2 separate regions of the Homo sapiens genome follow, and region 1 is linked to region 2. Evidence: read pairs that join two places in POLR2A ChIA-PET (ENCODE). Cell type or tissue: Panc1. All regions are shown on one strand. Links, peaks and the distances in the headings refer to the core of each region. The heading gives the core; the rest is flanking DNA.

Evidence for each region. Peaks named below come from ENCODE experiments on the same cell type or tissue, not always from the same donor. Only the 100,000 strongest peaks of a DNase experiment are listed, where the experiment ranks them.
Region 1: POLR2A ChIA-PET joins it to region 2 with 22 read pairs; 2 of 35 experiments call an interaction of 5 or more read pairs at or near these places.

Annotation. Positions count from the first base shown.
Region 1 is chr1:152,481,110-152,485,506 of GRCh38, forward strand. No RefSeq gene overlaps it. Among named protein-coding and RNA genes, the nearest start is that of LCE5A, 27 kb to the right of the region's middle. In Panc1, for the core only: no CTCF peak of the experiment used is centred there; no DNase peak of the experiment used is centred there; H3K27me3 peaks cover 311 bases.
Region 2 is chr1:152,026,633-152,031,029 of GRCh38, forward strand. LOC105371442 (a long non-coding RNA gene) reads right to left here and starts at 956. Exons shown (of 3, transcript XR_001738235.2): 1 at 859-956; 2 at 8-187. In Panc1, for the core only: no CTCF peak of the experiment used is centred there; no DNase peak of the experiment used is centred there; H3K27ac peaks cover 1,562 bases.

The sequences.
Region 1 (4,397 bases), core at 285-4,284, 450 kb after region 2:
CAATGGCAGTCAGCCTTCTGTTTCTGTGTCTTGGGCATGGCCAGCCTGAAGCCAGTCCTGCTTTCTTCGGTTGATGAACCAAAGGTAGGAAAACTTCAGAATTGTCCCAGACTCCCAGGAGCACTCACAGGATTTTCCTTTTCCTCATTATCATCTGTCCCTCCTGGATGCCTGCAGGCTTCTTTTACGGACCCCACCTACCCTCCTCCAACCTGTGCGAAGTTCACAGTGCTTACTCTTTTCTTAAACACATTCCTCATGTGATTTCCTCTCCAGGGCATTTGGCCTCTTGAAGTAGGGAAAAAGAGCCTGGGGAAGGACTAAAAATCTTAGATCTGCATCTAATATTTGGGGTTTCTGAGGACCCTGGAGGGCTGGTGGCCTTGTATCCCTATGGGGATACAACCCAGGCATTTACATCCTCATATCCGGTCTTAATTTTTAAAGTCTGCCTTAGGTCAGTTATTTCAATTATTATTATTTTTTACTCTATTAGAGTTATTGCCTGGTGGGTTAAAGGAAATGGTGGGACCAGAAGTTATAGTAACTTTGAGTGAGCTCCAGGATGAGTTGGTGATTAGCCTGAGAGCTAACCATCCCACGAGGTCCCTTCCTGAGATATTTACTCCTAATCCATACTTCCAAGGTTCCTGGTCTAGAGTAGCTGGGTTGTTTATTGTGATTAATATATGATTGGATTTTAAATTTTCACAGTTAGGTTGTGTGGGGCCCTTATATAAATGTATTTTACCCCTTAAGGCTTTGTTTTTGGAAGAATGACTTACTCAGCCTTGGTATTAACTGGTCTACCAGACTGATTTCAGCTAGTGTAGGGCTTTTCTGAGAGGGCCCAATAATGGTTTGTTTTAGGTCATAGATATTTGTTTGCCTGTGACAACTGTCTTTGGTGTCCTAAAGTCCTTCAAGGTAAAACTTGGCAGGCATTAAATTTTACAGCTTGCGGGGTGAAAGTCTGAGTTATGTTGACTATTAGTTTGATTGGATGTTCCCTACTTTCCACCCCTAGTACTGGGCTCCATTCAATACTCGGGTTTCCTTTTACCCTTTGTGTTAGGATTAATCCTAACCATAACCATCCCCAATGACAGGGCCCGCTTATAGCTCTCTTCTAGGTTTTCCTTAGAGTTAGCTTTAAGGGTTCCTTAGGCGATTTATACACTTCCCATTTGCCCTTTTCCCTTTTACCCTTCCTTACATTTTTTTTTTACTGGTCCCTTGACCCAAGTGTAATGAGTCCGCCCTCGTTCAGCTGTTTCCATGGCTTTTTCGGTGGTCAGGAGCACTTGACAGGGACCTTCCCAGCTTGGGTGGAGCTTGTCTTCCTTCCAAGTTTTAATCAGCACCAAGTAGCCAGGCTGGAAGTGGTGAACCGTGAACTCAGGGGTGGAGTTTGAGTCAGAAGTCCTTTTAACCTAAGAGATGACAGGGTAGAGGATATGGCCAGTATATGATTTTTTAAAAATTGGTCTTTGGTTTCCATAGTAGGAAGCTTTGTAGCCTTGTTTAAATATGAGAGTCCATACAATAACTCAGAGGGGGACAATCCTAAGTCTTTTCTTGGGGTTGTCCTAATCCCAAGGAGTATCATTGGGAGACATTTGGTCCAAAGCATTTTAGTTTTTAAGATTAGTTTGGTAACGTGCTTTTTGAGAGTTTGATTTATTTTCTCTACCTTTCCAGAGGAGGGGGGATGCCAAGGGGTGTGGTAATCCCATCTAATGTGCAAACCTTCCATAATTCTCCTTAGCACCCTTGAGTTAAAGTGGCTTCCATTATCAGAATTAATATTTTTTTTTACCAGGCCAAATCTGGGTATAATTTGTTTTAAGATTATTTTGACCACATTCCTGGCTGTGGCAGTTGGGAGGGGGAAGGCCTTCACCCAGCTGGAGAGGTGGTCTACTATTACCAGCAGATACTTTAGTCTCTCTATTTTGGGCATTTCTGTAAAATTTACTTGAGTGCTTTGAAATGGCCTTAACCTAGGAGGTCTTCTTCCAGTAGTCGTTTTTTTTTTTTTTTTTTTTTAACTACCTTTTTGTTTATTCTCTGGCAGGTCACACAACCCTCACACACTTGTTTAGCAAGTGTATAAATCTCTATACACCCATAATTCTTGTGTATTGCATTACACAAGACTTTCCCCAATGACTTCCCTTATGCAGTATGACATCGGTTCTCTAATTATGGATTTGCTTATTATTACTCTCCTGTCAGGGAGCACTCACCTTCCATCCCCAGTTTGAGTGGCCCCTATCTTACCCAGCTCTTTCTCCTCCTCTTTAGAAAACTGGGGTCTTAATACCACATTAGGGATATCTGGTATTAGGCTACACAGTCTAACTTCTTTCTTCAGGGAGGCTTGCTTAGCAGCTTTATCTGCAAGCCCATTCTTTATAGCTTCTATAGTGTTTCCTTTCTGATGGTCATTTACGTGAACTATGGCTACTGGAAGCAAGAGGCTTTTTAAAACTTGTTTGACCAGTTCCCCATGTACTAATTTTTTCCCAGCGCTATTTATTAGGCCCCACTTTGTCCAGATCTTTCCAAAGATGTGTACTACTCTATAGGCATATTTGGAATTAGTATATATAGTGCATTTTTGACCTTCTAGGAGGTTTAGGACCTGGTTAAGAGCATATAATTCACAGGTTTGGGTTGACCAGTTATTGGTTTACCTTTTTCACATAAGGATTGTTTGTTTCTATCAATGACAGCATAGCCATTATGTCTTTTGCTGTGTATTACTTGGGATGACCCATTCACAAACAGCCTTGTCCCATCATGTACTGGAGTTTCTCTAAGGTCTGGTTTAACTTTAGTTTGATAGTCTATGATATTTAAACAGTTACGGTTTGATGCCTCCTCATTCTCGTCTCCTTTCTATAAGAAACTGGCTGGATTCAAGCAAGTATCTATTGTTAAATCTATTGGATTTATCTATTGTTAAGACCAAATTATTATTATTATTATTATTAGTAGTAGTAGTAATATGAATTTATATTTTAAAATCTGGGAATTAGTTAACCATCTTCCAGCTTTTTGGTTTAATACATTCCAGACCTGATGTGGGGTGCTTACTACCAGGGCCCCGCTGAAGGTCAACTTTTGAATTTCCTCTACCAGCAGAGCTGTGGCCGCTACTGCTTACTTGCACTTTTGTCTCTGTCTCCTGTCCTTTATGGCCTCTCTCTCTTTCTCTTTCTTTCTTTTATACTTGTTCTTCCTTTTACATTATCTTTCTCCCCAGTCTCACCATCTGTGTCTTTGATCTGTCTTTTCCTGTCTCTCTCTCACTTATTTCCTTTTTCTATTGCTTTCTCTGTCATCCCCTGTTTCCTTTCTCCCTTACACTCAGTTTCTTCCTCTTTCTGTCTCTCTCTGGTCCTCTACCTTTGCTGTTTCCTCCCCTTTCTCTTTCCAATTTACCTTCTTATTTTTTCTCTTCCTCCCTTTCCCAGCAAACAGAATATTTACAATTGACATCATTTCAGCCCAAGTATAAAAATTGGTCCTAAAAATTGAACTACCTGCTCTGCTAAATCTAGGGGATTTTTTTATGGTGGCCTTATTTCCTTTTTAAAATTCCTAACCTCAGTACTTGTTAGAGGCACACCCACAAATCCAACTTCTTCCTGTCCCATAGGGAAGTCTCTAAGAGGGTACATGTTAGACACCTGCTGTTTAGAAGGAATAGGTAAATTCTCAAATTTTTTAAAACATTGTTCTAATTTTTTTCCTTAAATTTGGATAAGGATTTAAGAGAGCATTGGGTTTAGCTCCTTTATGACCCCCAGATTCCTCTTCCTCTTGCCTTCCTGTTGCCTCCTGATCTCCCTGTCCTCTACTTTGTGAGATGTATGGGGCAGGGGGAAAGCATGTTAGGGGATGCCAGGGATTTCACTGGGCAAAGGCCCTTTATTATGCTCTTTTTTTTTCTTTAAGGGGGATCATGGGGGTTAATTCACTAATCCAACAAAAAGCATAACCCACCTCCTCTTGTGAGGTTGGAGTTTTGGTATTTACATAGAGAATTAAGTTTGGCACACCCAGTCCTCATCTGAGCCAAACTTAGGCCAAAAGACTGAGGCTGATTAACGGGCTCTTTGGGCCAGATAAAACAGCAATATTTATTATCTTTTGCTTTTCCTTGTCCCTGGTTCGAGGGTTATCCCTCCAAACCTGCAGCATTTTCCCCAATGGATTATCTGGGGGAATTTTAGAGGGGGGTCTCTTTAGTTTCCTTTTTCCTTTGTTTCCTAAGCCTAGAATTCTTATTTCCCGTTTTTGGTTAGTCTCTGTGTCTGAGCTTTTTCCTGTGTACTCAGCCCCCACACTGGAAGTTTCTTCGACACCTCAAGAATTGCTTCGTTTGT
Region 2 (4,397 bases), core at 247-4,246:
AGTCTACCTGAATTAGTGTTGTCACTTTACTCTGTGTTCCCCTTGGTGGCAGGAGTAGCCATGCGGTAGAAGAATACCAATCTCAGCTTTCTGCAGTGTGCTGGATATTCTGTTTGCTCCTCCAGCTCCACTTTTGGTGCTTCTCTGCCCAGCTCAGACTTCCAGTAGGGTGGACCAACAGGAGGCACTTGCAGGCGATCAGAAGGTGGGAAGAGAGAGAAATCAATATTTATTCCCCGGGGTCCCTCCTGCCAGGCTGTGGTTTGACAGTGGCTGTATTTCTACATCTAAGGCCACAGCATCCGTGAGTGGCCCCTCTTCCTGGGCTATATGGCTCTTGAATTCCAATAATTTCTCCCTTGCCAGTCAGGCTGAGAGGTGGGAACAGCATCCTAATTTTGCTAGTCCTGGTGCTTTGCCATCTCTTGTTATTTATCTTATCTCTTACATCTTCATAAATAGTGCATTCCTTAAATTCTCTTCAGTGACCCGTTTGAGTGTGCATGTGTTTCCTGTGGGAACCCAGACTGATATACATGGTATGTCCCACATCTGGTATAGCATTCTCTTATCGCTTATTCATGTATCATATATTTTTTTCATTCAACAATTTTTTTTTGCTACTATATGCTGGGTACCACATTAAGTCCTAGCAATACAAAGATGCCTTTAATTAGGTCTCTGTTCTTGAGCTCAAAGTCAAGTTAGAAAAGACAGACAAGTAAGAACACTGTAAGTAGAGTGGCAAGTGCTATGATAGAGGCAAGAATGGAGTGCTCTGGAGCATAGAATAAGAGCATTAAAATCAGCTTTGGATAGGGGTCTTAGGAAAGGCCTTCTTGGGGAGATGATACTTACACTGCTCTACAGGGCAAGTAGAAACAGGTGGAAAGGCGGCCAAGGCCTTTCAGGGCAGCAAGAAGAGCGTGTGTCAAAGCAAAGAGGCACATCACTGTGACATCAGTTCTAGCCTTGGTTGGCAAGGTGGGCAGGGAGCAGACCACAAAGGCTCTTGAGTGCTCCAGGGAATCCTGTATATTCAGAAGGTCCAATGCCTGGTTTTACACATGGGAGCGATACCAGAACATTTGCCTTTAAAAACTCTCTTTGATCACACGGTGGAGAAAGGGATGGAAGAGGTCCAACTGGACAGGGAGAAGCTTAAGAGAGTTTATTGCAAAATGGTAGAGGTCCTCTTTTCTAAAGGGTAGGGACCTGTAGTTGGTTTGGCTAACTTAAAAAAATTGGTGAAAATGGATATTTATAAAAAGGATATTTAAAATATTTGCTTTAACTTAAAACATGTATATTTATCAAAATTTTGCTATATTATCTTTCTTGCATAAATCACACTCACAGTGGATTTTAGTACAATTGTAGCTACCTCTCAGATGTGTCCCTTAATTCATTAGTGGCACAAGAAGGAAAAAATCAGTAGTCATTAAGTCTCCATATTATTCCTTTAGCAGGTGCACCCTGTATTTTTTTTTAAAAAGTGTCACTATCCCCAAAAAACAGTGAGCTAGGGAAGAGATGGAAAAATATCAGGCACCCTACTGGTCTATTTGCTACTTTACCAAGAAATCGGGCCGGGCACGGTGGCTCATGCCTGTAATTCCAGAACTTTGGGAGGCCAAGAAGGGCGGATCACGAGGTCAAGAGTTCGAGACCAGCCTGGGCAACAAGGTGAAACCCCGTCTCTATTAAGAATACAAAAATTAGTCGGGCATGGTGGCGCATGCCTGTAATCCCAGCTACTCGGGAGGCTGAGGCAGGAGAAATGCTTGAATCCGGGAGGCAGAGGTTGCAGTGACCTGAGATTATACCACTGCACTCCAGCCTGGGTGACAGAGCGAGACTCCATCTCGGAAAAAAAAAAAAAAAAAAAAAAAGAAAGAAATCACTGGCCATGGCTTTAAGACACCAGGCTAAAGGGAACTAACCAGAAAGCCTTTGCTTGCTTGGGCCCTTAGGTTTTGATAAGTAAGATCTAATTGGTACCAAGCTTCTAACTCAAGATTCAGATCAACAAACCCCTATGGAGTACTTCCTATAAGCAAAGTGAGTGGTAGAGAGAGACACTAGCAGGAAGGGTTGGTTTGGGGAGGAGATAATGAGCCCAGTGAGGGCATTTTGTATTGGTCTTGTTGGTAATGCCCAGTGGGCATTCACAATTTGAGTTTGGAGAGAAGATCTAGCTTGAGAAGTAGAGAGAGAGAGAGAAAGAGAGAGATGAGGGCCGGGGAATGTGCCCACATTAGGGAGATGGGGTGGTGTGACGGTTAATATTAGGTGTCAACTTGATTGGATTGAAGGATGCCGAGATAGCTGGTAAAGTATTGTTTCTGGATGTGACCATGAGGGTGTTGCCAGAGGACATTCACATTTGAGTCAGTAGACTGGGAGAGGAAGACCCACCCTCAGTGTTGGTTGGCATCATCCAATCGGCTGCCAGCGTGGCTAGAACAAAGCAGGCCGAAGAAGCTGGCTTGCTGAGTCTTCTGGCTTTCATCTTTCTCCATGCTGGATGCTTCCTTCCATTCCTCCTGCCTTTGGGCATCAGACTTTTTTCTCTCATGACTCATATCCAACCAAATCCCCAAGCCCATTTGATGCTCCACCCAAATATCCCTTGAATCCATCCCCAACCACCCACTGTCCAGGCCACCACCTCCTCTGATCTGGATACTGCGGCAGTTTCCTGATGTTCGTATTCTTTTCGCTTTGCCCCCCCGGCACAGTGTCTGGAACATTATAGAGACTCAAATATGCATTGCATGATGCAATCGTCAGGAAGGATGAACAAAGCCTGCTGGGCCAGTGACTAGTAGGGGAGAAGTTTCAGTAGAATGCTGAGGGCAAGTGTTAGAACTCAAGGGGTTCAGGATTGAGTGGTAATAAAGGAAATAGAAGCCTTTGGTGTAGACACATACAAAAAAGCAATAATTCTGACCAAAGGGAAATATCTAAGGCAGCAACTCGAGGGTGTGGAAGTGTTGAGGAGTCTTTTGTTTCACTTTTTTGGTAGCAGAGAGCAGATAATCCTTTAAGGAAGAGTATAAATTTAAGACGATTAAAAATGTAAAGGAATATAACATTCATACACGAATTGTTAGGGAATCAGTGGGAATGTATTTTAAGAATTACAACTGTGTGTTAGCTATCTATTATTGTGTAACAAATTACCACAAACTTAATTACTCAACACAATTTCACTGTCTCACAGTTTCTGTGGGTCAAGGGTCTTAGCATAGCACTAGGAGCTGGTATCTTTTTAAAATTTCTTGGCTCTGTTTCTCCAACATTGGCTCCACTCTCAGATCCCTTCCCTGTTGTCTTGAGATGGCTATTGGCCTGTCTAAGGCTACAAACTCTCAGGTTAGAATCCACCGAGAAGGAGGAATAAGCAATTGCCTTTATCCCAGAATTTTCAGCAAAGGTACTGAGATTCCCTTTATTTTGAACAGCTTAGATCACGTTGACCACCCTAGGCCAATCACTGTGTCCAAAGGAATGCGGGGCACTCATTAGCTTCGGCACAGGTGTGTCCTTGAATCTTGGAACTGGGGAAGAACCCTACCTAAACTAAGAACACCAAGAGATGGGGAGTGCAGAGCAGGGCTTGATTGAGGAAGAAGGGGAGATGGATGCTGCAAAAACAAGGAATAGGCACACACAAGGAACACATCTCAAATACAACATGGTTGGTTTATTTATTTATTTATTTATTTATTTGAGACAGAGTCTCATTGCGATGCCCAGGCTGGAGTGCAATGGCATGATCTTGGCTCACTGCAACCTCTGATTCCTGGGTTCAAGCGATTCTCCTGCCTCAGCCTCCCAAGTAGCTGGGATTACAGACATGCGCCACCACGTGTGACTCATTTTTGTATTTTTAGTAGAGACAGGGTTTCACCATATTGGCTAGGCTGGTTTCAAACTCCTGACTTCAAGTGATCCTCCCACCTCGGCCTCCCAAAGTGCTGGGATTACAGATGTGAGCCACCGCGCCTGGCCAAATATAATGTGTTTTAAACCAGACTCTATATTTTGCTCCTAAAGCTTAACCCCCTTGCTTCATTCCTGATTTCAGTGAATTGTATCATCATCCAACCAATTGTCCATGCTGGGAAGCTGGGAATAATCCTAGGCTTCTCTTTCTCACCACTACATTCAGATAATCATCATCTCTTGGGTTTTACCTCTTACATACTCTTCCCCTCCCTTCCCGCTTCATTGCCTTATTTCAGATTCTTAACTGACCCATTTTACCATCTCTCCATTCTCTCTCTCTTAAAAAAAAATGTTGACTTGTGGCCGTAGAACGATGAATGTCCAAGGCCTATGGATAATTCTAATAGCCCACACACTTGGGCACCAACCCAACAGTGGGATCA